Linked DNA regions of Mus musculus: region 1 is linked to region 2. The links are chromatin loops, found by intact Hi-C in ENCODE. Cell type or tissue: gastrocnemius. All regions are shown on one strand. Links, peaks and the distances in the headings refer to the core of each region. The heading gives the core; the rest is flanking DNA.

Region 1 (16,018 bases), core at 4,090-12,089, 54 kb before region 2:
GAGAACCTGGTTACACACTGCCTCAGGGTCCAGGGCTAAGGATAGTGATTAGAACAGAAAGGTTCCGACTAAGTCAGCGAGTTAATCCATCGATGGGATGATAATCTGATGGCATTGTCGGATGGATGGGACCCGGACAAAGGAAAGGGCTCATTGAGGGTGTGCTTTCTTTTGACTGTTTCCTGGCTCCCAAGAGGTAAGCAGCTATGTCCTAACCCCGCCCCTCCATGCTGCCCTGTTTCACCCTAAGTGCAAAAATCTCTGAGCAGCAGCGCACACCTCTGAAACCATACACCTGGCTCCTTCTTTCAAGTTGTCTGTGCCGGGTATTATTGTCACAACAAAGAAAGAAGCTAAGAATACAAATGCACACAGGTAGTGGGTGTTAAAATCATGTCTGAGTCCAGAGTCTGATTAACCAACTCACTAAACATCTCCCCCAAGGGCAGGGGGTGAGTTGAGGACTCCATGTAGCCTTATATAGTTTAATAAGAAGGAGTATTCCAGGATGGGAGCTGCTGATGCGTCTCCTTCTTCTCCTTCTCCTCCTTCTTTCCAAAGATTTATTTATTTTATGTATGTGAGTACACCACCATTGCTCTCTTCAGACACACAAGAGGGCATCAGACCCCATTATAGATGGTTGTGAGCCACCATGTGGTTGCTGGGAATTGAACTCAGGACCTCTGGAAGAGCAGTCAGTGCTCTTAACCACGGAGCCATCTCTCCATCCCTGGGAGCATCTTCTAATGCCAGAAACATCTGCATGGTACCATGGTCAAGAGAGCTAAGTATGGGGTGGGGGGCTGGAGCTAAGTATGGGATGGCTCCGTGGTTAAGAGCACTGACAGCTCTCCCAGAGGTCCTGAGTTCAATTCCCAGCAACCACATGGTATCTCACAACCATCTATTATGGGATCCAGTACCCTCTTCTGGTGTGTCTGAAGACAGCTACAGTGTGCTCATATAAATAAAATAAATAAATCTTTTTAAAAGAGAGAGGGAGCGCTAAGTATGAGCTCAGCAAGAATACTGCACATTTTGTGGGAACAGGAGCGTGTCTGAGGTGACAAGATAAGCGTTTTGCTTTATTTCGTTGCACTATCTGAGAGGTGAAACGGGAAGCAGGAAGGTATATAGGCAAATGAATGAAAGTCGAGAAATCTGGGAAAACGAAGAAAGGTTAAGCAGTTCATATTAGGATAAGCCTCTGAAAGATGAAAGCTGTGTAGATAAGGCAAAGAGCGAGTTTAGAACGGGATTAGATAGGAGGCCAGTAGGCTGCAGTAATGATAAGATACTTAGCACTGAAGGTTGCTGGTGATTTGAGGAAGAGGGAAGGAGAATGTGAGAAAGGATCCAATGTTTGATAAATATTAGGTTCCCAAGGAAACAATAACTATAAATGATAAGACAGGAACCTTGCAATCCTGAAGTCAACTTTGACAGCTGCCAGCAGTTCGTTTCCACGTCAGGAAACTATGTAGACCATCTAGTGAGGTCCTCTGAGTTGTCGATTGTTAATAAAATAGGACATGCATAAATCCTGTGGGCTCCCCTGAACTGACAGTTGGGCTAACTAAGATGTACAACTCAGCTTTCATCTGAAAAATTAAAAACAAACAAACAAACACCCCCCCAAAACCCAAAAACACCCCAAAACAACAACAATAACAACATCTAACCCAGCAGTTAAAGAGCTGATCTGGGTAATTCTAATTGCCAAACACTTGCAGACACTTTCCAATATCCTGCAGTCAAGTTTTCTGGGCCCATACCAATGTATAACCTTTGTGAGAAAGAGCTGTGGGATAATGAATGAACAGTCAGAGAGATGGCGAGAATTACCAAAGAGAAAACATTAACAAGGGCTAATTTAATGATAACATTCACTGTCGTTTCAACAATCAACATATTTAAACCAGCAAATCCGAAGTCGATTCACTGATTCACCCTTTCCATGAAAAATTTATCAAGTATACATAGTAGCGTAGGTTGGTTATTTTTCTCCTCCAATACTAGCTAAACAGGAGACTGTTGTTTTCAGATGCTTGGTTGCGCTTTCAGAATTAATCTTCTCCCCTCCACCATGTAAATGATACTGCTCTTCTGTTTTGACCCTGAAAGGAGAAAATGACTAAGAGTCAGAGAATAGCTATGCATGTGTCCATACACCTTGTTTCATAGCTAGACACGGTGGTGCATTCCTGTGGAGTAGGAGAGCAGGAGAGTTCAAGGCTAGCCTTGGCTACACAGCAATTTCTTAAAACTGTGCTCTTTTTTGTTATTGTTGTTGTTTTAGACGTTGTCTAGCTGTGTAGACCAGGCTGACCTCCAACCTGCAGTGGACTTCCTGCTTCTGCCTCCCCACAGTGTTACAGTTACAGGCATGTTCCACCATATCTGGCTATACTTTAAAAACTCAGTCACCGACATCAGCCATCACTGTGTGTGGGTACAGATGCACCTGGGCCTGCGTCCTCTCCTTCCATCTTTATATGGCTTCCAGGGGTCCTACTGACTTGTCTGGCTCGCACGGCAAATACCTTTACCTGCTGAGTCATTTCATCTGCGTCCCCATAAATACTTTTTATATGATCATCTCACCAGCTACAAACTAAAAAAATCGGTAAAAAGTAGTTTTTAAAAGCGATTACTCTGACAAAGCGATGGGTAAGAAAGTTGCAAGTGAATGATCCTTCGGAGTGGAAAAGGTTAGCTGTAAATATTCTTTTGAAATATACCGTGAAGGATTTTCACTTTGAGATTAGGGCTGTTCATGCCTCCAGGTTCAAGTGTTGCTCAATCAGCAAGGTGCTCAATTCCCGGTGATTGCTGCTCGGGTTTCTTGTTGATCGAGAATATGCATAATCTCAGCCCAGAGACATTTACCATAAAAATGAATCTAAGAAATAGGCTTTCATTTAAATTTTCCAGTTGCAGTGGATCGAGGAAAATATATGCAGAACATTAAGATGTGAAAAGCTCTGATTCAAACAAGACCAAAGAGGCTGCTTCACTATGTCCCTAACGTTGTGTTCGAATTTAGATGGCAAGCTTTTCCTGTTCAGAGCCCTTGTCAATTTGATTAAAATCACAAACACGTGACTGACTCCGCCTCAGTTAAAAATACTCTCAAGCCAGAGAATGAGCTTTGTATATGCGAGTGGCTTCTCCTGCCCTAGCGAGACTATTGCCCTAGCAAGGGGCGGAGTGGGGTGGTGTAAACGGTTTAAATTTTAAAACCTCTAACCGGATTCTCCGGGTGAAGCCCACTGCAGATTGCCAGTCCGGATTCAGAATCCAGTATACGGACATTTTCGATTTTAAAATGGCCCTTAAGAAATGGATCATTTATTTCAACGTTGTTTTCGAAGACAGAATTTGGAAGCCTCACCGTTTTCTGCATATACTCTTTCTTAGACTTAAAAAAAAAAAAGTCTTTCAGGAGAAAACATTTGCGTAAAAGAAGCACAGCCTCAAGGCCGCTGGTGTGTGCGCGTGAGGGAGCGCGCACGCACGTTTCTGCCGAGTTTAGACATTGCCGGGAAGATCAACTCGGTCCCCAGGAACTGAAAGTCTCCAAGCCGTGACCCGCCCCCGTAGACGTGGACCGGAGCACGGGATCCGGCTACGCCGGAGGGGCGACTCGGTGGCTGGGCCATTCTGGGCGAGCTGGGGCTGCCGCCGGGCCGCCCACACGGGGCTCAGGGCCCGAGCTTCTCGCAGAAGCCGCCAGCATCAGGCGCGGCGGCTGCGCTGCCATGGCAACCATGGCCTGCCGGTCCCCGCTCTCGGGCGCCGGCGCTCCAAGCCCGGCGGGGCGGGGCGGGCGTTGCTAGGAGACCTGCAGCGGGCGTCCGCCTCCGCGGCGCGGTCTCTGGGCTTCCACCCTTCACCTACTTCTGCCTGGTGGTGACTGAGGTGGGGGGTGGAGGTGGGGGTAGGGTTGACGGCCACGTGGTGGCCCAGTGTCTCAGAGCTTCTTCCTTTGGAGAGAGTCGCCCCTTCCTGGCCCTCATGAGGTCCACTTTCCTTGACCCAGGAGCAATGTGGCCCTTTCTGGGGAGGAAACACCTCTGTTTTGTTTCCTCTCCCCTCCCTCCTCGTCTGTCCTCACTTGATCTGATTTAAAAGTCCCTAAAGTCCCTGGAAGGCTTCCTAACCCACTGTTCTTTCCTCTCTAGCCGGATCCATGTCTTGCGTTCAACCAGGAGATGTGCAAAGCACTTTCTGTATGTCATCTAATTCTTTTAAATAAAAATCTTATGATATAGAGGTTAGTTAATTCATTTAACATAAAGTGTAGCCAAGGTCAAACAGCTGGGTGGATGGGACAGGATACTCATGAGGTCCAGTTTTTTTAGATTGCTCAAATTTCCCCCTAGGCTGCCTCTTGGCTAGACCCCCATTCTCTCTGCTGTCCAAGCACGCATACCCACACCAACTGGGACATGCTGTCTGGAACAAGGTCTGACAAGAGGATTGAGAACTTGAAATCAGAGATGGCCAAAATACCTTTGGACAAACGGTTTACACTGGGATGCATCCCTGATAATTTGCAGATGTCCCTGTCTGTAAAGTACTCCTGGCACAATGAGAAACTCGAAATTCTTAGTAAAGAGAGAAAATGGTAACCAAAGACTGACTCGCTGGTTGTGGTTATCCCGTGTTGGGGTAGATCCTTGGAAGGAGGGGTGTAAAAAATTGTTTTCTACTAAACTATGTCCACAAAGTTTACCTATTTATCATTTATTTATTTTTCCTAGGGAACTGTTGGGTTGTCATGGATATGTGTGCAAGCTATTTATTAAGGAAGTGCTTCCAGCAGAAACTATTATAGGGGGAGTGGTGAGGAGCCAAGCTAAAGAGTAATAATTTAAGGTGAAGATCCAGCCACAGCTTGACCCAAAGCATCCATTTCACAGCAAGGGTATCCCTTGTACAACCATTGTTAGTTTTCTCTCTCCCTCACCCCAGCCCCGCCTCCATCCCTGCAGCCATCTTTGGCTGCATGGAACCTTGTGAGCATAAACACCTAGTGTTCTGGGACCTTGGCTGGGCCAGGATGAATTAACTATTGTAAAATAAAGAAAGGAAGTCCTCTGTCGGAAGTTGGAAGTCCGAGATGTGAGCAGTAAAGCATCTAAACACTCGGGGGCTGGGTGGGACCTGGCAGGATGGGAAGAGACTACCTATAGCACCCATTACAGTCTATCTCGCCACCCCCACCCCTCCACCCCACAAGGTAAGTCTATTCCACTCTGCCACAAATTATTCAAGGTTCTAACTGGTGACAGATTTAGTGAGATTAAACCATAGCCACTGATTCTACAGTTGGTCCAAAGCAATAACTAATATCGATCTACCCAATTACTATCGTCTTCTAAGAGCCCTCTGCTAAGCCAGGTGGCTCAGTCTGACTGAGCCAACACTGAGCTCGGTTGACCAAGTGAGCCGACACCGATTCCTTGAGAAATCAGAGCTCTTTGCAACCATGTCTCCGTTACACAGTGGTTGCTCCAACTGGCTTATTTTGAGTTCAGCCTGGGTATGGAGGAAGCTAGTATCACCCTGGTGGTTTAGCTGAGTATCAGCATCTGCCTTCCTGTCCCTTCATGTGTCAGTAGTCCTGCCTCCTCCTCAGGGTTGGTTTCTTCTGACAGTATGGTAACCAGTCTCTGCTTTCAGAGTGCAAAATGGGCTGTAGCTCTTAATTGGATTTCCTTACACATCCCTTAGTACAAAACACCTCCCTCAATGAACTAGAGCCTTGTAAGGAAGAGGAGCATACAGCCTCCAGGAGGACCACTGGGAGCGACAGTGAGCCAGGCTGCCCTTGTCCTTAAGGCCCAGGTATCCAACTCAGTGGAAACGCTAAATAGGAGCGAGTGGCTTTAGGCATATACTGCATCCTGAAGGATGGTGCCTTGTGTTAGTCTCAGTGCTGGGATAAAGTGCCGGACAGAACAACTGAAGCGTGCAGTTTGACAGTCCTGTTGGTCATAGTGGGGAAAGCATAGCAGTGGGGGCATGAAGAGGAAGCCACATGGCCTTTGTAGTCAGGGATCAGCGGATTGGGGGTGGGAGGAGCTGGATTCCAGGGTCTACCTTCCGTCCTTATTCAGTTTGAGATTCCAGTCTGTGTGATGCTGCCACTGCTGACATTCAGAACGGGTCTTCCTCAGTTGAATAGCTCTGGAAGCCACTTGAACCCACGCCCGGAGATGTGTCCGCTAGGTGAGTCTAAATACAATTGGAATGACTATGAAGATTAAATATCACAATCCCAACCCAAACACATTGATTTTTAACTACAATATCAGCTCCCCCACCCCATCCTGTAGGTTTACGGCCATCTCAAAGCAAAATGCAGTAATTCTGGCATCAGAGTCCCTGTGGTCTTAACAGTTCAATACTCTTGCCCACTTGGGAGGCAGAGGCATGTGGATCTGTGTGAGTTCCAGGTCAGCCAGGTCTACATAGAAGTTTCATGCAGACCCTTTCTCCAAAAAAAAAAAAAAAAAAAAAAAAAGTCAGTAGTTTTCACCTTCACAACTCCCTGCAATGCCTCTCAGGGTTTCTTTGTAGAAAACCCAACCCTGACACATTACCTGGCCTTAACAGCCATCTGAAACCTCAGTACCTCGGTACAAACAAAAGTCTAGATCCCAACACCTATAGCCTAGCCCCCTTCTTTCACAGTTAAAGTGGCCTACCACACCTTGGAAGTTGATCTGGAAAAATGTCTGCTTAGGCAATTGTTTGACATAGCAGGTAGTTACTTCAGTGTGTTCTCATTTCACGCGCTCTCTTTTCAAATAAATCTGCATTGCCAAAGGTTGGCACGGCCTGTGGATGAGGTCTGGTCCTTAGTGCACTTTCCTATTATCCTATAAGCTGAGGGTCTCTCTTAATTGCATCTGCTTTCTCTGAGGTTTCCTTGACTATACCTTTAAACTTGTTCACACTCTTCCTCACCAAATGGCACTTTTTTAAAAAAAAATCTGTCTTATTTGGCTGCTCTCCGTCCTTGAAAATATGGATAAGTGCTAAGACCAGAAGCCATGCGACAGTTTCATGCTATGCTGTCTTATATTTTCTTTCTCTACAGCTTTTGAATTCAGTTTCTGTCAAGTTCTCAGGTCCCAGGTAAACAGAGCCAGGTTCCTTGTCAGAACATAACATGAACCACCTCTAGCTCAGTTCCCAATATCGTCCTTCCTTGTTGCCCTCTGAGACCTCGTGAGCAGGCTTACACCAACTATCTGCATTTTGCTTGTGGTTCTGGTCTTCCAAACCAGAAGGTTCCACTAAGTTCTTCTTATAGATTATAGGGTTTCTTTAGCTACAACTTCAAACTTTCAATATGCCCCACTCTCATTGGGTATAGTTTGTAACTTAGCATCTGAATCTCTAAAAAGTGGTCACAATTTATTAGTCTAGAAGCCGCTAAAATGTTTGGTATGTGGTGTGAACAGTGGATCTCAGCGTCTCATGTCACCAGTAACTCCTTTCTCAAGAAAAATGGACTAAAGGTGATGAGATTGGTTAGGCATGTTGAGTCCTGTTATTGTTGGACTTTAGAGTTGATTCAGTCCAGTCAGAGAAAAATGCTACCCTTTCCAAAGTGAAAGAGTGTAGTCAACTCACCACCAAGTTTCTGTTTGTTTGAATGTTTGTTTGTTTGTTTGTTTGTTTGTTTTCTCCAGGAATGGTACTACTGTACTCCAGACACAGAGTCAGTTTCTGAGGTTGATCATTAGGACACTAACATTCAGCAGGACAGTATCTAAGTTGGCTTTGGTGCATTTAGGCATGGCCTATGTTTCTATCACTGGAGCTACTACCATCCTGGGTTTGTCTGGGGTCACCGAGGAGAAAGGCTAGCCAATGCTTCCTAGAGGAGTCATCCTACTGATTGCTGAGAGCTTCTTGTGCAGCGAATACCAGGATTAATATGCAGTGTCTACCATGCTCACTCCGGTAGGTATTTCCCCCTATGAACCGCTGTTCTCCATCTTCCGATGTGTTCCTCTGGTCCCATGACAAATCAATGCAGTCTATCACTACTTCTGAGTCCCTTACTTACAACCACTTCCTTCTCCATACAAAGTGGATGGTCAGCAAGCCTGAAGCTCTGTTAAAATGATTGATTTCCATTGGTCTCAGAGATACCTCTCAGGGGGTCAAGATCTGGAAGTAATCCATTTTCAGTTTGCACCAATATAGTGAGCTAACCGATTTCTGAACCTAGCCTGAAATGTACTCTCGTCAGCTGGCCCTGTGAAGCCATAGCAGTGTTCAGGTGAGGACTTACAGTGGGTAGAAGGCAGCTCCTCATGCAGCTTACGTGGCTGCTCTGAACCTGCACTTCTTCTCAGTGACAGTCTTTATAGTAGCTATTTCCTCCGCATTCCCAAAAGCCAGTGTGTCTCTTTCCATTAAACCCTAATACAGTTTAAAGATGTATTTATGTGTATGTATATGTATATGTATGTATGTGTGTGTATGTATATATGTGTGTATATATGTGTGTATATGTATGTATGTGTGTATATGTATGTATGTGTGTATATGTATGTATGTATGTGTGTATATATATGTGTGTGTGTATATATGTGTGTATGTATGTATGTATATATATATGTGTGTGTATGTACATATGTATGTGTGTATGTATGTATGTGTGTATATGTGTGTGTGTATGTATGTATATATGTTAAGTATGTGTGTATATGTATGTATGTGTGTATGTATATATGTGTGTATATATATATATGTATGTATGTATATATGTATGTACGTATGTGTGTATATATGTATGTATGTATATGTATGTATGTGTGTATGTATATATGTGTACATATGTGTGTGTATGTATGTGTGTATATGTATGTATGTATGAACATACATACGTATGCCTGTATGAGTATACATGCATCACATTCATGTAGTGCCCCTAGAGGTCAATGGAGGACATCTGAACCCTGGAATTGGAGTTACCGACAGCTGTGGGTACCCAGATGTGGGTGTGATAGGAAGCCAATTCCTCTCCTCTTTGAGAGCACTGAGTGTTCTTCACTGCTGAGCCATCTCTCCAGTCCCTCCGAATACAATTTTCCCAGGGTGGAAGTTTTAGTAACCGATGAGACGGATACAGAATCCCAGGAAGGTTCGTAAAGAATCTTCTTTGTTGATGTTTTATCTTACAGTACTAATTAGATATTTTCAGACATGCTTTAACATTTAGGTAAAATAGATTATTATGTAAACCTTTTATATAAAATAAAGATAAGACATGCTTCTGACAATTTGTTTAAAAAAAGCTACTAAATGTCACCCACCGCCAGGGATGACCCTGTTTTCTTTTGATTAGCACATAAGCAACGTCTTGGATTCCTTCTTTGAAGTCAAGTTCCTAGTACCATGTGGAACCATCTCTTTCGGGAAGGATTCCCGTGACAAACTGTGAGAATTGTTGTCTTCCTGGAATTTATCAAGCAACTTAGGAGAAACTGGTAAGGGGAGAGGAAAAAAACAGAATAGAAACAAAAATAGCCGATGTAGTCTCCTTGGCTACTATTTCGAAAATACTACCATTGTGGTTTGTGGGCAACCCGAGGCACAGGCTGGAGATGAGCCACCCTCAGACCTCTAATCCACACGATCTCCGAGTACCAAGCCACAGATTGTTCCAGCCTACGAGTGGAACAGTGTTATGTGGCAGATAGACATTCTGCTGCTGGACTACGGACTTTAGCCCGTGCCCTCGAGTGTGGTGTAGCTGTGTTCGGCTCTTATCACCCTGTAGAATATCTTATCCATCTGGGAATCTCCCTGTGTCACTGAGGATGTTGCCCTTCCTATGTCAGCCCAGAAGGAAATGATCCCTAAGTAGGAACTCCAGTTAACAACCAGGCACTTATGACAAGAGCAACCATAAAAATTGATGGAGCCCTTCACATCGACAGGGCTTAATCTAGGCCCTTTAAAAACCTTATTTACCAATTGTTACAATGACATCAGGTGGGTTCTTTGGGGACTTTACTTTCAACAAGAGACTTGGGGCTTCTTGAAACCACATAAGTCTTGCCAAGGGTTAACATTTGTCATGGACCAACTGGTGTTCCAGCCTTGCCCGTCTTGGCTTCAGAGCTAGTTCAGTCCCTTAGACCCGAGAAGACATGGAGATTGATACAGTGCAAGTGGTACCCTTTTTTTTTTAAGCACCATTAAGAAGCCCAACTTAGCCGGGCGGTGGTGGTGCACGCTTTTAATCCCAGCACTTGGGAGGCAGAGGCAGGCGGATTTCAGAGTTCAAGGCCAGCCTGGTCTACAAAGTGAGTTCCAGGACAGCCAGGGCTATGCAGAGAAACCCTGTCTCGAAAAACCAAAAACCAAAAACCAAAAAAAAAAAAAAAAAAAAAAAAAGAAAGAAAAGAAAAAAGAAGTCCAACTTATCAGCTACTTGTGAGCGGTTGGGAGATAAGATTATACTTGACACTAAATCCCACTTTTGATATTAAAAACATAGGTATGGATGGAGCCTTAAAAAGTTGGTTGAGGGTTTGGAGAGATGGCTCAGTAGATAAGAACACTTGCCCAAATTCAGATTTCAAGCACTCAGGTAAAAAGCCATGGCAGATGTGCTTGTAATCCTGGGGCTGCTGTAGACAGAGGCAGGAGGATAGCTGGAGTTTGCTGACTGCCAGCCTAACTCCAGGTTCAATGAGAAACCCTGTCTCAAGGCCATGAGGTGGGGATTTGAGAACAAGACACTGTGATGGTCCTACATAAGCGCCTGGGTGAATGCACTGGAATATACACAATTGCATACACCACATATTCACGCACACACCCACAAGACTCAGCGACTGACTGACTCAATGACGGAATGAATGATTGACTGAATGAATGAAATGCCTTTAGCAGGGTGTAGAACAAAAAAGAGAGTAAATAGAATCTTCTACTCCTTGAATTACTGCAGCAGAGCCACCCACCTTGGCCATAGATATAGTCACCTTGAATATTATAATTCTCTCTGGTACTTACCTAATAGCATGAGTCAGGAAATATGACATGCTTTTCTTAGAGTTGAGAGATGAAATAATTAATTCATAAGAGGCAAGTGAAGTGTAAAGCAGCTATTATCCCTAACAAGTGTGCCTTTTCCTATTGGCCTGTACATCCATGCACACACTGGGAACCCTTCAAATGTATCCAATTCTGCATTTGTTGCTGTTTGTCACCTACAGGGATAAGAGGGGTCATATAATGGGCTTCAGTTCAAAGAATGTGCTTGCTTGTGTAGGCAAATAGCCGTCTAAACCGTTTAAAATAACAAGTTGCTTAACACCATAAATCAAGGGAAGTTGTTTTCAAGTGTGGGAACATTGTCCCTCATTAGGCACGCCTATACAAGTACAGGTAATGAAAGATGGCTTCTCCCAGGCCTGAGTGCCAGGTACCTTCAGCTATGTCACAGTCCCATTCAGAGTAACGGACAAAGCTGGTCTCATTCTGATCATATTTCAGGAACTAGGGTCAGGATACAGATTTGATTTGCTAATGGCTTTTATGATAAGTTGACATTTTAAAAAATTATTCTTTTGTGTGTATGATATGTTTATGTATGTGTGAGCATGAGTGTGCCAATGCACACATGTGATATATGATTTATGGAGGGTACTATGTGATTTGTGGAGGCTAAGGGGCCACTGTGTGGACACAGTACTTTTCTTACATCATGTACGAGTTCTGGGAATCAACTCCTGTTGCCGGGTTTGCGTGCCAACTGTTTTACCCATAGAGTCACCTTGACTATGTTCTGGCTGTGGGTTTTTTTTTTTTCTTTTGAAAGAGAATATCACTCTTCAGCCCCTACATAGGCCAGGCTAGCCTCAAACTCACAGAGATCCTCCTGCTTCCATAAAGATGTGTACCATCACGACTGGCCTTGTTCTGGTCTCATAAAAGATCATGTCTATATGGTAGAATCCTACTGATGAATGACCAGGCTAGTCATCACTGATGACAGCAAACTCATACACTAGACTGTTCCTTTGTCCCCTAGAAGGACATGGTATAACTTAGCTTCATTTTCTTCATTTGTTTTTTAAGGTTTATTTAATTTTCATTTATAAGTCTCTCTGTGTGCCTGTGTATATGCATATATATATGCAGATGCCTGCAGGGGCCAGAAGAGGGCTCTGCGAGCTTGTAGGTCCTCTGTGAGAGCAACAAGCACTGTTAACTGCTGAGCCATCTCTCTACTCCCTCGACTTCATTTTCATAGCTTCTCCCGTGCCTTTCTCCTCTCTTCTGCTGACATCTTGCCTATGACACATGAAGCAGATCACACCATGTCCCAACTGCAGAAGCAATCTCTGCACATGAGGATAGTAAGCTTTTCCATTCCTTAGGGTACCAGAGGGTAGCAAGGCCCTCTCTAGTTCACAGATGGCACTGGCTCACTATGTTCTTTCTCCCTCCCCCTCCCCCTCCCCCTCCCCCTCCCCCTTTCCCTCTCTATTTCTCTCTCTCTTTTGTTTTTTTGAGACAGGGTTTCTCTGTGTAGCCCTGGCTGTCCTGGAACTCACTCTGTAGACCAGGCTAGCCTCGAACTCAGAAATCTGCCTGCCTCTGCCTCCCACTGTGTTCTCACAAGGTGGAAAAGATAAGGCTGTTTCTGGAGACTCTTTTATAAGACAATTCTCTCATCTACCTGCTGTCATTACTCAGGGCTCTTCTCCTGCCGTCCGTCACGCTGGTGGTTAGGTTTGAACAATGAATTTGGTAGGGATGCAAGCATGCAGGGCCTTTCATTACTACCAAGTCCAAACAGCTGGCGTGTGGTCATTACCTGGATGATCTCACCGAGTTTAGGTGTGAGACCCGGAAGGAATCTCATAGGTCATCTAGTGCGGTGGTCCTCAGCCTTCCTGATGCTGTGACCCTTTAATACCATTCCTCACGTCCTGGTGACTCTCCAACCATATTCTTGTTGTTGCTTCATAACTATAATTTTATTACTGTTATGAATCGTAACGAAAATGTTTGTGTTTTCTGATGATCTTAGGTGACCCCTGTGAAAGGATCATTTGACCCTCAAAGGGATCGTGACCCACAGGCTGAGAACTGCTAGTAACCTCTCTTTATTTTTACAAACTGTAGAGGAGGGCAGTGGGACGAGTACCACTTTCACTCACTGCCACAGAGGCAGAACTGAGACCTAAGAGTTGGTCTTCTTTACAAGGTGGGTATTGTCCATCACTGCAGGAGGTTGCTGTAAAGTCTTGTGCATTGGGACACCAGGTGTTCTACTGTGTCTTCCAAGGCCAACCTCTTAATGAGTGAGCCAGTCATTAAGCTACTGTTTAGTGATCCACTGTCCTCGGCTGAGTAGTTCGAATCCTAGTGCCTAGGCAGGATCAGAAAATGTCCTTGGTTCTGTCCCTACTAGAGGCTGAGAGTGACAGAAAGGAGTTCTGACTTCCTGTGTTCTCTCCTTCTACCTGAACGATCACCCTCCCTGGAGATTGTAGCTGAGGGTGTGACCCAAACTCCAGTCCAGGCATTGCCATCCCTTTTGGTAGAGGGCTTTGGTGTGGCTCTTCATTATAGTCTTAACGGTGATGCTGGACTCTTTGGGTCTTGAGTGTCTCACATGTTCTCTGAAGCCCCTATCCCTGTAAGGGTCTGAAAAAATCGCTGAAGGAAGACTCTAGAGTCAAATGGCACGCAAAGACAAAGAGCGTTTATTCTGCAGAAACAACCAGCATGCAGTAGTCAACCATTCCTCCAAATGGTGACCCCAGACAAAGATGCACAGGCCTTCTTACAGGGAACCAGGGGAACTCTCGAGTAGGATTAGGCAATCTCTAACGTGATTGGTAGAGGCCAAAGTGGTGACATCAGTATAATTTTGATTGGCTACTATGTTAGTTCTTTGATATTTACAGAGTGGGTTAGGTAATCTAAAATTTCATTGGTGGGTGCTGGGGAGGTCACAGGGGTCGGCTCCTGACTGGCTTGTGCCAAGTGGTCAGTGGTCTGTATTCCTATGTCATGACCGGTTAACCACAGGATGAGATAGAACTGTCCAGCACAGATGGCCCATCCTGAGATAAGATATTTTTCCATTCTCGTGGTTATCTCCAGGCTGTTCTATGGGAGGGGGTTTTATGACCTTATTTCTGGAATTTCTGGTCTGTTCCTGGAGCTGGTCACCTATGGCTTGGTTCCTGGAATTTACAGTCTGTTCCTGGGGCTGGTGACTTGTGGCCTAGTTCATGGGACTGCTGGCTCTCTTTCTGACATCAGGCCTGGTCCTAAAATGGAGAAAAATGGGTTTGATGCTGTCCTTTAAATCTCCAGCCCTGCTGTGACCTCTACTGCTGACCATGCCCACGTTCTTGGATCCACATTCACACAGACATAACTTTCCCCCTCTCCTTCATCTCCCTTCTCTTGCCAGCTGCCCAGACCCACAGCCCCTGCACGACTGCTTTCCTCCTAAACCCTAATAAACTTGACCTTGAGATTTCTTCTGAGTTCCTTTCTAAGACTAAGATCCCAAGAGGGAGCCCCAGTCTCCCTCTTAGCAATGAACTCATTGTGAAGTTTCTTCCTGCAGCAAAGTCAAGGATCTCAGCTTCTGGGCTGGAGAAATGGTTCAGGAGTTCAGAGTACTTGGGGCTCTTTGGGGAACCAGGGTTTGATTCCCAGTGCCCACAAAGAAGCAAGCAACCTTCTGTAATTCTAGTGCCAGAAGATCTGATGCCCTCTTCTGGCCTCCTTAAGGCACCCCCAAGCATGTGGTGCACATACATACATACATACATAACAAGCATATACATATATATAATCCAAGCTTCATCCAGAGAAAGGTCTCTGGAAAGGATTCAGGTTGCTATGGGTATCAGTGTGGAACTGTGTCTCCTGCTCCTGTCCCACTCCCACAGTCATCATGAGAGCACAAATTCTTCACAAAACCACCACACTGACCTCTGGCTGACTGGGGTCTAAGTCAGTCTAAGACAGTGCTTCTCAGCCTTCCTAAATGCTGTGACCATTTAACACCGTTCCTCACGTTGTGGTGACTCATGTTATAAGATTGTGTTTGTTGCTACTTCATGACTGTAATTTTGCTACCATTATGAATCATAATGTAAATCTCTGTGTTTTCTTATAATCTTAGGTGACCTTTGGGAAAGGGTAGTTCAACTCATAAATGGGTCACGATCCACAGGTTGAGAAACACTGGCCTAGGAGGGGCTAACTGGACACTACAAGTGCTCTCAGGACTTAAAAGCCCTCATTCACTATGCATGTCCTATCTGTTCAGGGCAGAAACCTCTATGGAAAGAAAGTCGAGGTGTGTGTGTGTGTGTGTGTGTGTGTGTGTGTGTGTGTGTGTGTATGTGTATGTGTGGTGTGAATGCACACCCTCCTCGCCCCCCCCACCACCACAGAGCAACTTTTGACATTCAGCAAGCATATTTTCAAATTAATTTATTTTCTCTCCTATACATAAGTGATAACGATAGTAATATAAAATTAAAGATTACAAGGCACCAAATATTGATCAAGATGCTGCAGATATAACAACGCTCTGCGTTACAGGTAAGCATCTAAATCCTACAAAAATTAAGAAATGTGCACAGCATGGCACAGCATGGCACAGCCAGTAAGTGGAGAGCTTTCCACTCAGCCAGCTCTTTAACAGTCTGGAAAATCGGTATTCAGAGAGCTGTGTCCCAAGTGACTACTGCGGACATTCTGAGTAGCCCAGCAACACAGTGACCTAATCACCCCTCCCCCACGAAGATGGAAATGTGGATTGAGAAGGTTCCTAATAGACTCACTGGTGGCTCCTCCGCAAAGCCCCGAGCGCCACCAACCCCACAGCAACTGCTTTGCCAGGCAGTTGGGGGCCATTGCCAGTTCGGAACAGCAGAAAGGCATGTTCAAAGTTGCGCTTTTGGAAAATTAATCTGGCTGCAGTCTGGAAGAT
Region 2 (16,018 bases), core at 4,060-12,059:
CTCAGCCTGCTCTCTTATAGAACGCAAGATTACCAGCCCAGGGATGGTCCCACCCACAAGGGGCCTTTCCCCCTTGATCACTAATTGAGAAAATGCCCCACAGCTGGATCTCATGGAAGCACTTCCCCAACTGAAACTCCTTTCTCTGTGATAACTCCAGCTTGTGTCAAGTTAACACACAAAACCAGCCAGTACATAGGCGCATGGATTTGTTCCTGGATCTTCAGTTTGAGTCTATTGGTCATTATGTCTGTTTCTGTGCCAGTACCATGCTATGTTTATTACTATAGCTTTGTGGTCCAACGTGAAACAGTGTGGTGATAACTACAGCAACTCTTTTACAATTCAGGATTGGTTTTACTTTTCTGATTTGTTTGTTTATTTGTTTTTCCATATGAAGCTGAAATTTTTCCTTTTGTGATCTGTGAAGAATTGTGTTGGAATTTTGATAGGGATTGCATTGAATCTGTAGATTGCTTTTGGTAGAATAGCCATTTTTACTATATGATACCTACTGATACATGAGCATGGGAGATCTTTTTATCTTCTGATATCTTCTTCAATTTCTTTCTTCAGTACCTTGAATATTTTGAATATCATCCAAATATTTTACTTGCTTAGTTAAGAGTTACACCAAGATAGTGTCCATGATTTGAGGCTATTGTGGAAGGTAGTATTCCATTGATTTCTTTCCCAGTCCATTTGGTTTTTGTACATAAGAGGGCTACTAATTTCAGCCAGTTAATTTTCTATCCAGCTACATTGCTGAAAGAGTTTATTAGCTTTAGAAATTTCCCTGTGGAATTCTCAGGGTCACTTATATATACTGATCATATCATCCACAAATAAAGATACTTTGACTTCTTCCTTTCCAATTTTATCTCTTTGATCTCCTTCCATTGTCTTATTGCTCCAGCAAAGATTTCAAGGACTGTCTTGAATACGTATGGAGAGTGGACAACTGACCAAACCAGCTCTGTCAGTCAATAGGTTCTCCAGTGCAGGAGTGAGGATGAAAAATAAAAAGACAATTAGACCACACTGTAGCCTGACCCCAGCCAGTTCTGAGGCTGAGGTGAGTTTACTTTTTCCCAATCTGCCTTTATACCACTTTAATTACATGCAAGTAGTAAGGTCAGTTCTAGGTTAAGGAACAAGCAAGACAAAAACCACAAATAGTCAAGGAACAAGAAAGGCAATACACAGAGTCCCATGATCACTCCCGTGATCCAAGGTTTCTAAGGGCTTATCAGGATGACCAAAATATCTGAGGCTACTTCCCTGTCCTAGCCCAAAATCAGATTCTTGCCCAAAGCCTACTCCTTTGTTCCACCCTAAAATTAGATTCCTGCCTGAACTTATTTCCTTGTCATGGCCCAAAGTCAGATTCCTGACTGAAACCCATTTCCTTGTTCTTGGCCAGTGTCAGATTCTTGCCAAGCGGCCCCCAAAGCTCTCCACAGACAACCTTGTCTTGTTCCTGATTTTAGTGTAATTGCTTTGAGTTTCTCTTCATTTAAGCTGATATTGCCTTTGGGTTTCCTGTAGACTATATGTATTCTGCTGAGGTTATACTACTGTATTCCTGTTCTCATCAGGACTTTTAACAGGGATGGGTGTTGGTTTCAGCAGCAGCCTTTTCTGCATCTAGTGAGATGATCATGTGGTTTGCCTTTCAGTCTGTTTATATGGTGGATTACATTTATTAATTTACATATGCTGAACCATCCCTGTGTTTCTGGGAACAATACTACTTGATCAGAATGATCTTTTTGATGTGTTCGTTGATTTGGATTGCAAGTATTTTATTGAGAAGTTTTGTATCTATGTTCATAAGGGAAATTGGTTCATAATTCTCTTTCTTTGTTGGTATTTATGTGGTCTGGGTACCAGGGTGACTGTGGCCTCTTAAAATGTTCCTTCTGTTTCTAGTTTTGTGGGATAATTTGAGGAGTATTGGCATTCACTCTTCTTTGAAAGTCTGGTAAAATATTGTGCTAAAACCATCTGCCCCTGGACCTGTTTTGGGGTGTGGGGAGGTTGGGAGACTTTTTTTTTTTTTAAGTTGCATAGCATGTAGAATTTATTCAACCCAGAGTAGCCAACAATTATGTTATTTTAAGATGTTTTTACATGATCACATTTTATTGATACTAATGTACATACTATGTAACAAAAATATGTGTTTATTATAAAATCTGAAAGAAAAATATCACTTTACAACAAAGCTAACTTGTTTTTATGTAACTATAGAGGACAGATACTGAAGATTAGGTTTAAAAATGGTTCTTCCCAACATAATATATATAATTTTTATTCACTTTACATCCCAATCGCTGTCCCTACTTCCAGTTTCCATACTACCATAGCCCCTCCTTCCATACCCCCTCCCCTTCTCCTATGAGAGATTGGAGGCACCCCTTGGGTATCCTGATACCCTGGCACATCAAGTCTTTGTAGGGCTAGAATCTTCTCCCACCAAGGCCAGACAAGACAGCCAAGTTAGGGGAACATATTCCACAGACAGGCAACAGCTTTAGGGATAGCTCCCATTCCAGTTGTTTGGGATCCACATGAAGACTGAGGTGGGCATATTCTACAGTTGTGCATGGAGGCCTAAGTCTAGCCCATGCTTGCTCTTTGGTTGTTGGTTCAGTCTTTGGGAGCCCCCAAAGGTCCAGGTTAGTTGACTCTGTTGGTCTTCCAATGAAGACCCTATCTCCTTGGGGCCCTCAGTCCTTCCTGGTTGGGAGACTTTTAATGACTGCTATTATTTCAGTGGGAGTTATAGATCTGTTTAAATTACTTATCTGACCTTAATTTAACTTTGGCAGATTGTATATATTAAGAAAATTATTCATTCTTTTAGATTTTCCAATTTAGTGGTTTACAGGTTTTTAAAGCATGTCTTTACAAACCTCTGGATTTCCTCAGTGTCTGTTGTTATGTTTCCCTTTTCATCTCTAATTTTAACTTAGATGTTCTCTTTCTGCCTTTTAGTTAATTTGGACAAGGGTTTATCTGTTTCTTTTAGACTCTCTAGTTTTGTGGAGTATAGGTTTTTAAAGTATTTCTTTATGATCTTTTGCATTTCCTCAGCATCTGTTGTTATGTCTCCTTTACACCTCTAACTTTGTTAATTTGGATATTCTTTCTCTGCCTTTTCATTAATTTGGATAAAGGTTTTCAAAACTTACTAATTTTTCTCAAAGAACTAATTCTGTTTCTTTCATCCTTTGTATTTTTGTTTTAAAAACTTTTGTGTTATGGATGGACCTGGTTCTGTCCTTGTGAACAGATCTCCTAGAATAAAAGAGCCAACCACTGGGTGAGTAGGAGGGACTTCCGGGTTGGATGGAGGAAGAGAGGAAGCAGGAGAGAGTTAGAGGGTTTTGGAGCAGGGACAGCATAAAGGGAGAGATGTAGCTGCTAGAGTATCCCAGTATCATGGCTGATCTGTCAGAATTTGCCACCAAAGGAATCAGATTTAATAGGGCTTACAAGATAAAGTTTTAGTTGTTGGGCCCAGAGCTTGAGTTACCATTGTTTCTGAGCTAAGTCTGTGTGGTGTTTTCCTTCAAGCAGTGGTTTGACTGGGTTCAGGAGAGAAAGGTACAGAGGCAAAGCGTGGGTTTGCCAGATGTGCACCACAAAGGCTGTGGGGGATTTGAAGCACGGGGTTGGCATGGTAACAACCAGCCAGTGGGAACCTAGCGAGCTGGGTGGAGAGATTGTGGAATTCTGAGTCAGAGTCTCCATGAGATAAAAACAGGTCAGCCATTGCCAGACTGCCGGGGGGCCCAGAGTTGCTGGCACAACTGTGGGAATGTGCTGGTTCCATTTTTTAATATTTCCCACAACATCTTTGTTTCCATGTTATTGATCTCAGACCTGAGTTTGATTATTTCTTGCCATTTATTCCCTTTGAGTGTGATTTCTTCTTTTTGTTCTAGAGCTTTTAGGTGTGCTGTTAAGTTACCAGTATGAGATCTCTCCATTTTGCTTTTTAATGTGGGTACTTAGTGCTATGTGATCTTGCTTCTTAAGCACTGCTTTCAATGTCCCACGAGTTTGGATATGCTCTACATTCATTCTCATCTAACTTTAGAAAGTCTTTAATTTCCTTATTATTTTCTGACTTGATCCATCTTTCATTCAGTAGTGAGTTGTTTAGTTTCCATGAGTTTGTCAGCTTTCTGTTATTTCTTGAGATCCAATTTTAATTCATGGTTGTCAGATAGGATGCAGGGTATTGCTTCAATTTTCTTGTATGTGTAGAGATTTACTTTGTGTCCAAGTATGCCCTCAGCTTTTGAGAAAGTTCCAGGAGTTGCTGTTTCAACATTTTAAAGTTAGTTTAAATTGAGGATTGAACCCAGGGCCTCTTGCTGGTGATGGAACCTAAGACTTTAGACATTCTAGTCAAGTTCACCCCTGCTGAGGTACAACCTCAGCTCGCCAATATTTTTTTAAAAATAAATGAAACACTGTTAGTCTTGTTGACTACAAAGAGGTAAGCCCTAATCAGTTTAAATGATCCTTCTAGAACATTTATATGTTTTTGTACATATATAAAATAGTTGTGTAGGTTTGTATATGTGGTTCATGCCCATATGTGGTAAGTAGTATCATACTTCATATATCACGACTTCTGAAAGTTTCTCACTTACAACCCCTTTCCATGTAAAAAAAAAATTGTGGGATTCCCTGGCACACCAGTATGCCAAATAGGTGTGCAATCAAATATTTATTTGATATAAATCATAAAGAAATTTATTTTAAAATCTATCTTTAAAAAAAAAAGTCTCCTGGGGAGCTTTAGTAGTGGCTCCGAGGTTAAGAATGCCTGCTGTTCTTCCAGGACTCATTCAGTTCCCAACATTCACTTTGGGTGGCTCACATCTGCCTGCACCTCTAGTTCCATGGGACCCCAGTCGCCTTTCTGCTTTTTTGACTTCTGCAAACACACACACACACACACACACACACACACACACACACACAGAGAGAGAGAGAGAGAGGGGGGGGGGGACAGAAGCAGAGAAAAATAATGAAGTATTAGAAGAAATTAAAAAATAATGACTCTTTTGTGTACTTATGATTTTACCATTTATTAAAGGAAAAAGCAGATTTTCGAAGTGGCGAGACAGACATGATTGTTTATTTTCTTATAAAGAATTAAATCTTGGCTGAATATCTGATACCTCAGGTCAAAGAGCACTTTCAGTATTTTTCAGGGTAGAGCAATATTTTGATATTATAAGTCAACTGTTGAGAATGTTATTTTGCATAAACACACAGCTCAAGGGGGCAGACCTCCGTTCACTACCATTGCAGGATTACTGCAGAGTCTGTTCTTATCCAAGCACAAATCCACTCAATGACTTTCAGTAAAACTCAAGTCAGCATCGCAAATAGTGATTTTTAAAATCAAACATTCTAACATAACAAAATGCAAAAAATCTATGCAAAAATGCTATGTGTGGTATGATGGTAGAAAGGTATTAAATGCCATTGTTTTCCATGATTTAAACATTATGTTTCAATAAAAGTAAGAAGCTTTGTACAGGATAACTGACACAACTCATCACAGACAGTCTCAAGTTGGAGCTAAGATGTTTCCAACAGTGTTGGCTGGTTTGCAGCTGGCTGGTGTACACAATACAAAGCGTGCATACACACCATGTGTCAGGACTCAAAGCTACAGTGAAGTCACCCCATGCTTCAGACTTGTTACATGGTTCATTTTAAATTAATTGTTGGTCACTTCGCATTGAGAAATCTTCACCGTTATAGCGCTTCCCGACCCCTTTCCCCATTCAGTGAAGTGATGCCACACGGGGCTGTGACCCACAGTTACAACCTTAATGTGTCACGTGCATTCTGCACGGCTTTGCTTTCTGAGATGTAGGCTAAGGTTTCCCATGGAGCCCACTGGCTCCTAGAAGAACAGTGTTAGAGTTAAACTGTCTCTTCGTGAAATTCGCAGACTAAAGTCTTAACTCCAGTGCAGTGGTTCTCAGTGTTCCTAATGCTGAGACCTTTTAATACAGTTCCTCATGTCGTGGGGACCCCTCAATTATAAAGTTATTTTTGTTGCTACTTCATAACTGTAATTTTGCTACTGTTATGAATCATAATATAAACATTTTTGGAGATGAAAGTCTGCCAGGGGGTCACGAACTACAGGTTGAAAACCACTGCCTTAGTTCCTCAGTATCTGGAGATAGGGTTTTTAAAGGTTTCTTCGTTAAAAGGTCACCAGAATAGACCCTAACTAGCTGGTGTATGTAAAAGAATGAAATCTTAGGACAGAACACGCACAGAGAAAGACTGAGAAGGCACGGTGTGGCCATCCGCAAGCCAAGAGGCCTCAGAAGAAACAAACCACCCTGTTAACTGCTGGCCTAGGATTCTAGACTGTGAGAAATTTGTAACTTGTTACAGTGACCCCTAGAAAACTGCACTAGAAAACTATTACAGGCAGCCATTACGTCCACAGAAGTCAGATACCAGAGTATTTTTTTTCTCACCATAGTGCACATTGAGATAAGAACTAGGCATAGATATGCATCTGTGCACATGTGTGAGACTACCCCTGGGGGAATGCTCACACTAGAAAATGCTACGTCATTAGGATTTGGGTTTTCAAATTTATGGGATGCTGCCGAAATGCTCTCAAACATGGCTACATCAAGTTCCACCCTCCACAGCAGGGGAAGGAAATAGCAGCTCCCTCACAACCTTGCCTACATTTGATATTTTCAAACTTAAAAAATTTCTGCCAGCGTGGTTGGGGAAAAAAATCCTCATTATATTAACCGCAATTCCCTAATTATGTCTGAAGTCAAATATTTGAATATGTTTATGTATTCATATTTACATTCTATACATTTTTGGTTCACAGCCATCACCTATTTTTCCTTTGTGTTGAAGAGTTTGTTTTTTTTTTTTTCTACCTAATCTGTAGGGATTACCTACTTTCTTGATAATAATCCTGCCTGCTAGGTATTCTGTGAATACCTTTGCTGGGGCTACAGCGTGTCTCTTAATCTTATTCATTAAGGGTTTTAATTAGGTATAATCAGACACGGACCCATTAATAGTTTGCTTTTCTTTAATGCTGTCTTAAAGAAAACCCTTTCTCGGCAAAAATTCATGAAGCTGTTGCCTTATCATTTATTCTAATAGTTTGGAATTTTTTTCCCATTTAGATCTTCATTTCTATGATGTAAAAAGGTAGGGATTTTTTTTTTTCTTCTCCATTTGAAGGCGAATTGGCCCAACATTTATTGAAATACCAACTACTCACTTCAGGCTTAAAACAAAGTCCGGTGCCCCTCCCCTCCGTCCAAGAGCATCTCATTTTAAGTGGTGTGTTTTCTGAATTACCACAATGTATTAGGAGGAAACTGTACCACTTGGTGGGTGAGCAAGTTGGCCTAAATGGATATTTGGAGATGAGCCAAGCAAATGCTACGGGTACCTGCCAAGACCTGGTTTTGATGTTGGAAGAGCTGACCTGAAGACATTCGTCACAGTCACTGACTAGCAGGGCCAGGCGTCTTCTGAGGCTACCGTCTCAGTAAACTGCCAGTGGCCATGGAGAGAAGACTTGTTCTTCCTTGTTTCCCTCAAGGGAATATGCTTCCTGTTCTCCAGAGCAGTGGCCCCTGCGTAGAAATCTCCGGAATCATATGCTGAAGCCAGCCATAAAGTCAGTCTCCTCTGGAGGACAGGGGCAGGATGCCGGTTCTTGGCATCTCTTAATGTCTCAGCCTGTGTCTATATTACTCACCAGAAACAATAATCACTCATGTGAGTGGAGTGGGGAGCAAGTAGGTGAAACTCCCAATATAACAAACGAGTACTCCATTTAGACAGGTAGGAAATCGTGGTGCTGGGGGAGGGGGACCCCTAATCTGCCTAGGAGGAAACATCTGGAGATTTCCTTTCGGAGGGGGGTTGGAGGTTGGTATTGTACTTATCTATTTATTTGAATAATTTAGATCATTGGTTTTCAAATATTTCCTAGCCACAGAACACTACTTAAACTAGGTCTCTTTCAGGACAACACTGAAAACAGGCAAAATAAGAATATCCTGTTTAAAACTGCCAGGAGGCCCCTGTGCAATTTCCTGTTAAAAACCTACGCTTAAAGCCCATGTATATGAGATCCGGAAGGCATTGGAATTCTCCTTTGCAATCGTATACCTGACTCCAAAATTCATACTGCTATTGACCCTACTCCTTCCAACACTTGCTGTTTTCTAGGCTTTGGAGCAGACACTGAGAAAGAGGAGGATGGCTTGGAGATAGGAAACTCTAAGCACAAGTCTGAATTCTGAATGGCAGACCGTTGACTGTCAGGGAAGGCAGGGAGGATACAGGGTGGTGGGTAGGCAGTTTGTGGAGAGATTCATGGGGCATCTGCTGGCTGTAGCAGGTGCTGAAACTGGAGAGGCAGGCAAGACTAGTTATTATTGCCCGGTGGACCTTTCTAAGTTTAGATTTGGAAGTCCACGGGGAAGGGTGCAAGGATTTGAAGCAGGAGACTGACATGGTCTTATTTGTGTATCAAAAGAATCCCTTTGGCCAAAGCATGTGTTGAAACAGGACACGGCTGAGCCAGGAGGACGGCATGAGATCATCCCCTCCACCCACGGAGGAGTTGAATGAGGTCATCTGACAGTAAGCTGTTGGTGGAAAGGAGGTAGAGGTGTGACTATGACAGAATGGTTGTTGGAGGGAGGAGGAAAATGGAAGTGACTATGATTCCTGACATTTTAAACTGTGTAACTAGTGCCATTCAATAAAGCAAGGGAGACAGGATAAAGGGTTGGGGCAATAGCTGATTAGCATCCATTGGGGGACATTTTGTTTGATGTGCCTCTAAGGCAACAAGACAGAACTGTCCAATCATCAACTTCGGAGCCCAGGATGGGCATGTGAGATGGAGGAGGAGGCATGGAAGCCATCCTCTGCAAAGAGGGTAGTGGTCAAGAAGCCCTCAGGAGGACAGCAATGGAGAAGTCAGGAGAAGGGGCCCATGAAATAGGCTGAGGTGGCTCAACGAAAAGGAGGAGGGAGCCAGGGAAGTGGGGGTCACAGAGGCAAAGGTGGGGCTTGTGAAGAGGGGGTGTTATCAGCAGGAACAAGTGCCGTTCAGATCACAAGAAGGCAAGGCCCAGAAGATCCATGGAGCACACACACCCGGGGTCTACCGGGATGGATCACAGGGGTTTGAGCTGAGAGTGCTGTGTGCCAGGACTTGGGTAGTGAATGGGCAGTGATGGTCTGTCTGCTCCCTAAGGCCTGCGGCAATGGAGGAGGTGTGAATGCCTAGGGTAGCAGTTCTCAACCCGGATGTTGCAACCCCTTTACGGGTCGAAGGGTCCCTTTCACAGGGATTGCATATCAGATATCCTGCATATCAGATATTTACATTATGATTCATGACAGTAGCAAAATTACAGTTATGAAGTAGCAGCAAAAATAATTTTATGGTGGTGTGAGGGGATTGTCACCACAACATGAAGGAGTGTATTAAAGGGTCGCAGTGTTAGGAAGGTTGAGAACCACAGTCCTGGAAGAAACATTGCTTCCATGCTGAGAAGAGTGACAGGCAGGAACCAGTTAGACCAGCAACTTCCAATTCCAGCTGAACCCTAAAAGCATCTTTGGAATTTTTCTTTTACTATCAAAACCTGTAGATGTAGATTCAACTGGTCCATGGTAGAGCATGAGCAAGCATACATTTTTTAAGAGTGTAGTATTCTCCTTATTCCTTCCACCCACTTTGTTTGTTTCTTTGTGGTGATGCTGAGGATAGAACTCTCATTGAATTATACCCTTAACCAAGCCATTCCCCACATGGATCAAGAAAAGACTGATGTAGGTGGTTATGGTAGTTTAAATAAGAAATGCCTCCCAATGGTTCGTATATTTAAAAACTTGCTCCTCAGTTGTTGATGCTGTTTGGGGGAGCTTATGAAACCTCTGGGATGTGCAGCCTTGGTGGAGGAATTACGTCACTAGGGGCGGGCTTTGAGGGTTTATAGCTCTGCTTCACTACTTCTTTTTTTTTCCATTCTAATCTTTAATCATAAGTATGGACTGCTGACATTCCATGTAGGAGTATCACAGCTAATATTATATATTTTTTATTTTAATTTTTAAATTTTTTTATGGAGCAAAAATGTATTTTTATTAGATATTTACTTTATTTACATTTCAGATGTTGTTCCCTTTCCTGGTTTCCCCTCCAAAAACCCCTATTTCCTTCCCCCTTCCCTTGCTCACCAACCCACCCACACCCAGTTCCTGGCCCTGGCATTCCCCTACACCAGGGCATAGAGCCTTCACAGGACCAAGGGCCTTTCCTCCCATTGATGACTGACTAGGCCATCCTCTGCTACATATGCAGCTGGAGCCACAAGTCCCACCATTTGTACTCTTTGGTTGATGGTTTAGTCCCTGGGAGCTCTGGGGGTACTGGTTAGTTCATATTGTTCCTCCTATGGGGCTGCAAACCCCTTCGGCTACTTGGGTCCTTTCTCTAGCTCCTTCCTTGGGGACCCTGTGCCCAGTCCAATGGTAGGCTGTGAGGATCCACCTCTGTATTTGTCAGGCCCTGGTGGAGCCTCTCAGGAGACAGCTATAACCTGCTTCACTTCTTGTTTATTCTCTTTGCTTCTCCTGTGCAAGTCAAACATGACCAGCCAGGTTCCTTCTCTGACTGCCTTCATTGGACAACCTTCCAGCCATTATGGCCTCTCCCTCCGGAACTGAGACCAAAATAAACTGTGTCTCCTACAAGTTGATTTTGGTTATGGTGTTTCATCTCAGCAACAGAAAAGTGATGGATACCGTGGCAATGGGAGGGGTCAGATGAGGTCAAAGAAGAGCTTAGCAAAGGGAAAGAGGCTAGGAAATACTTATGCCTCTCTGCGGACCCCACTCTTTTAGGGAGCTGCCTGGAAGTTGAGGAAAGAGCAAAACACGTGTTCTTCATTGACAGAGTAGCAAATGACACTGAGATTCCCAGAACATTAGGACATCATCTGCAAGTCATTCGGAGGGCACTGCTGTCTGGGAATTCTGTGTCCCCCACCAGAGACCCAGGCATCTGACCCTGTTTTACCTCAACACAACCTGCCAATGATGATGGCCTCAGACTCTGCTGACAGACTCTCTAAGAAGCCTTCTCTTCTCCTGCTTCAGCCACGGGTCCCTCAATCTCTCAGACACAGCCAGGGCCTCTTCTGCCTGGCATGAGTCATGGGGTCCATACCCACGGCCTGTTAGGATTACTTCCTGCCTGGGCTTTTGGGGTAGCTCTCCATACCTTCCCATAAATGTGCTCAAACTGTGCCTGAATTCGACATGCTTCTCAGATCCACCATGAGGAAGGTGAGAAAAATCTTTTTTCTTTCCTCACAAGGACTAATTCCCAAATACTAATATTAGGTGCTATGGGTTTATTTATTTATTTATTTATTTATTTATTTATTCAAGATGAAAAGTTGAATTCCATTTGAAAGTAGTTTCCTTTCTAACATAGATCACTAGCTTTGAGACATGTGGACGCTACCAAGCCTGTGGACTTCAGGATTTATTCCCTTTCTTAAGCGAGTGTTTATGGTTGGGCTCTGAAGTGTTCCCAGGAGGTTCCTGTGTTAAAGCCGTGGTCTGCAGCTGATAGTGCTCATAAGAAGTGATTGAATCACAAGGGTAGTAAGTTTATCAGTGGGTTTACCAGTCACAGCTGAACTATCTATTAGGAAGTAGGGTTTGGTCTAAGGAATTCTAAGTTAGTTTATATTGCTCTCTCTCCTTCTGGACTAGCATGAGGTGAGGCGTTTATCTCCCCCCCCCCCCCCACACACCATAACGGTGCTTTACCACAGCTTGGAAGGGATGGAACCTTGCTATCAAGGACCGGGATCTCTCAAACCATGAGCCAAGATAAGCATTGCTCCTTTGAGTTGTTTTTCTTGGGTATTTGTCACAACATTGAAGAGTGGACCAATACAGCACACATCTTACAACCCCTGGGCTTTCGCATCTATGTAACTATCCTCCAAATATTGCCTACCTTTCAGAAGTCTGTGAAAGGTTGTATTAGACAATCATGCAAAGCCCTAGGCACACTGACCAGAGCATGATAAGCATAGGTCAGTGATACTTACAACAGTAATTACTAATCATTAGTGTTGTAAAAAATATTTAATCTCAGTCAGGGGCTTCTACTCCACCATTCAGTTCCCAGATAAAAGACACACAACCGTCATATTTATAATAAGCCTTAATCAGCACCAGAGCAGGGCAGATATCTGCCCTCTGTGCTTTTAGAATCCATTTCCCCACCAATAACCCCATTTTATAATTTCCCATGTTCCACCTGGGCAGCTCCTAACTCCAATTGGCCAGCCTCATGGCCATGTTGTTATGATTCACCTACCCCATGGCAGCTTCCTCCACTCTCCGCCTTCTTCCTTCCCTCCTTGAGGCTCTCCTTTGACCCCCAAGGCTGGGAACCCCAAGCCCCACCTATGTCTCTTCTGCCCAACTATTAACTGTCAGTATCTTTATTTAACCAATAGTTTTAAATTAAGGAGGAAGGTCACATTGTATGTGTGGATTCTCTCATCCCTTGGGGCAACTAGGCCTTGGGGGCCAGTATTTAGCATTATAATACATAGCAAAAGACCAAGCCTTAACACATTAATATTATTATGTATATAATTATATATTAAATATAATATTACATTTATATTATTATTATTATTATTATTATTATTATTATTATTATATTTAAAAATACAACTTAAGTTGGCACAGGTTTTTTAGTTGCTGGGATACTGTATGGCTTTTGTGTGAAGCTGTGTGGAAACAGTTTTCACTTCTTTTGCTTTGAAATTCTGTTTCGTTCCTTGTTCCCTCCTTTCCTCTGCCAAGTCCAGGTGTGTTGGTCCCAACAGACCTTACAATGTGCGTGAAAGGACTTGTGGATAAATCAAAAATTAATGAAAATGGGTTCGTGGATTTCAAAGACAGGGTATATGGGAGGGCTTAGGGGAGGTAAGTGGAGTGGGGTGATGTAATATAGAATAATCTCAAAAATAAAAGATACGTATTTTTGTAAGCGTGTTGACTTTGCTGAGTATTGGCTGTATACCAGGCAAGAGGCGACCTACCACAGAGTAGCAGATGCATGGATCCAAACCCATCAACTCTGAGATCAGTTTCGATACCCACCTACAGTGTCTACTTGTGACACTGCATCTTGGAGTGACTCTCCGGCTTCGAACAAGTATAGAACTTGTCCTTAGAGGGTGGGGCTGCATTCTTTCCAACCTTCCTTTCTGTTATCTCATTTCATTTTATTTTATCTCTGTCCATTTGGCTTTTTTTCTTCTACATGATTCTTCATATATATATATATGTGTGTGTGTGTGTGTGTGTGTGTGTGTGTGTGTGTGTAACATGTGCTTAACCTAGGAAATATAGAAAAACAAAGATGTGACGAAAGAACATGTTGTATTCAATCTTGGTGTTCCTCTTTCCAGAACATCCCTTCCTTTCTCCTTCCTTCTTTCCCTCTTTTTTTTTTTTTTTTATGGAAATAAAACTATATAAGCTAAAAGCAGTGGTTACCAGTCAGAGCAATTGTGCTTTCAGGAGGCCATTTAACAATGTTTATAAATATTGTGCCTTACCAAAGGTGGTAAGCATCCGGCAATGCACAGGATAGTCCCACCCCCATTACACAATCCCACCCCTCAACATCCTTTCTAGCACTAAATGCCAAAACAGCCAAGGCTAGGAGGTTCTGGATTAGACCAGGGCCCAGAGCATTATAGCCACTCCCCATCCTCTACCCATTCCCATTGATTGGCTTTATAAATAAAGTTTTATTGTAATGCAACAACATCTATTCGTTTACCCACAGCCTTTGGTTGTCTTTGCCCTACAAAGCAGTTGAGTAGTTGTCGAGACACTACGTTGCCACAATGCCAAAATAAACTTGAGCAGTAGATGAAATTTTAATTATTCAATTATCCACATTTAAAAAAATCGTAAAGAAACAGGAGACATTAATTTTAACAAGAGTAACATATAATTTCTACCTGGCAATCAATGAACATTATTAATGAGCTACTTCACTTCCTTTGTCTTCCTCTTGTTAGGCTGTCATTTTCAGCACATCTCAATTTGTCCTAACCACATGTGAAGCTCTCCTGTGATGAGCCGCTAAAGTATTGGACAGAAACACCGTAAGTGCTCTCTCTGTCTCTCGGTCTGTCTGTCTGTCTGTCTGCCTGCCTGTCTGTCTGTCTCTCTCTCTCTGTATTTTATCATTAGACAAATTTAAATTTAAATATATTTTTATCATATTCTTCCCTTCTCCAAGTCCTTCCAGATCCTTTCTCCCTTCTTACCCACCCAACTTTAAGTTTCAAAAAACAAAAGTGCAATTCAACAAAACCTTAGAAATCAAGGAAACAAAATAAAACAACACTCAAAAATAAAGAAAACAAACAAACAAACAAACAAACAAAAACAATAAAACTGTAACCAAATAAAAGTACAAAACCAAGTGGAGTCCATTATATGTTGGTCAACTCTTCCTGAACATAAGACCTGCCCTGGAGTGGCTGCTTCACTGGGAAAATCCGGTTTTCCCTCTCCCAGCAGGTATAAACAACAGTTACGTTGATAACATAAGCGGGTTTTCTCTTAGTGTGAATACATCTTCTCGTGCCCCCTGAATATTTGTATATTACTTTTATTTGTCTCTGTTTATTTAGAAGACCCCTACTTTCTGGACATTTATATTGCTTCTGCGTTCCATAATTATGGGTCATGCCGCATCCTTACGTAAAACCTCACACTTTATTGTTTGTGTTGCTGTTGTAAACAACCACGACCGAGAGCAGCTTGGGAAGGAAAGGGTTCATGCACCTTAGAGCTTGTAGGCCATCATCCAGGGACGTCTGGGCAGGAACTCCAGGCAGGAACCTAGAAGCAGGAGCTGATGCAGAGACCACGGATGAGTGCTGCTTACTGTTTTTCCCTCATGGTTTGCTCTTGTAGTTCCCAAGAGGTCCTCCCACATCAATCATCAATCAAGAAAACCCACCACAAGCTTTTCCGCAGGTCAATCAGATAGCAACATTTTCTCAATGGAAGTTTCCTCTCTCAAAATGACCCTAGTGTCAAGTTGACATAAAACAAGCCGAAACACTCATCTTTTATTTTTTTTCTTTAGGAGAGATTTCATGATATGGGTCAAAGAACACAGACACATTTTTTTTTTTATAAGCTTTGAAAATATATCATTCAGTATATTTTCCTTTCAAGATGGCTAGGGGCATTCAGTGAGTTAGAATACATGACTGGCCTAAGGAATACAAGAGAAGTTAACAAAGTTGGAACAGTGTCCCTGGCACACCAAGGTGCCTAGCAGGCCTCATGCTTTATCATCTTACTCTTCCATCTTAGTCCCCAGCAGCTCTTCCTACTGCAGACTGCTGTTAGCAATGTTCAAGAACGCCTATTTCATGTGCGTGTACCATGATGCTATGGTTCTCACAGCCCTTGCAAATTTCACATACTAAATAGGGTTTTTGTTACTGTTTGTTCAATCTGACCAAAGAACATAATTTCCTTATATTTAGGATTAATTTCTGTTTTAAATACTTTTTATTTTTGAAAATAAAATATAATTGCATCTTTTCTCCCTCTCTTTCCTCATTCCAACCCTCCCGACGTTACCCTACCCCCTCCCCTTTGCTAATTTTTTACCAGCTCAATCAATATCCACATGTACTGGAGTTGAGCCATTTTTCACTTGTTCATGACAATTAGCAACCATTTGTATCAGTCAACTGTAACAAATGAGCCTGACATCCCAGTGGCATACAAACCAGTATCTATGTCTCACTCATATGTGACACTCCAAGCTGAGTACCTGTGAGGACACGCTACTCCTCTGGGAGATAGAAAAGAACGA

The links. A loop is a pair of places that touch in the nucleus more often than their neighbours do. Peaks named below come from ENCODE experiments on the same cell type or tissue, not always from the same donor. Only the 100,000 strongest peaks of a DNase experiment are listed, where the experiment ranks them.
Region 1: a loop joins it to region 2, with 2.6 times the contacts of the local background. A loop is called at or near these places in 5 of 42 quality-filtered maps.

The regions. Positions count from the first base shown.
Region 1 is chr12:99,624,209-99,640,226 of GRCm38, forward strand. It overlaps 1700064M15Rik (RIKEN cDNA 1700064M15 gene), which reads right to left and starts at 3,766. Exons shown (of 2, transcript NR_045288.2): 1 at 3,398-3,766; 2 at 1,845-2,120. In gastrocnemius, for the core only: no CTCF peak of the experiment used is centred there; a DNase peak (open chromatin) is centred at 4,392; H3K4me3 peaks cover 211 bases; H3K27ac peaks cover 531 bases.
Region 2 is chr12:99,678,166-99,694,183 of GRCm38, forward strand. It overlaps a transcript of Efcab11 not described here. Among named protein-coding and RNA genes, the nearest start is that of Gm19951, 43 kb to the left of the region's middle. In gastrocnemius, for the core only: a CTCF peak has its summit at 8,442; DNase peaks (open chromatin) are centred at 7,502 and 8,588; H3K4me3 peaks cover 820 bases; H3K27ac peaks cover 2,959 bases.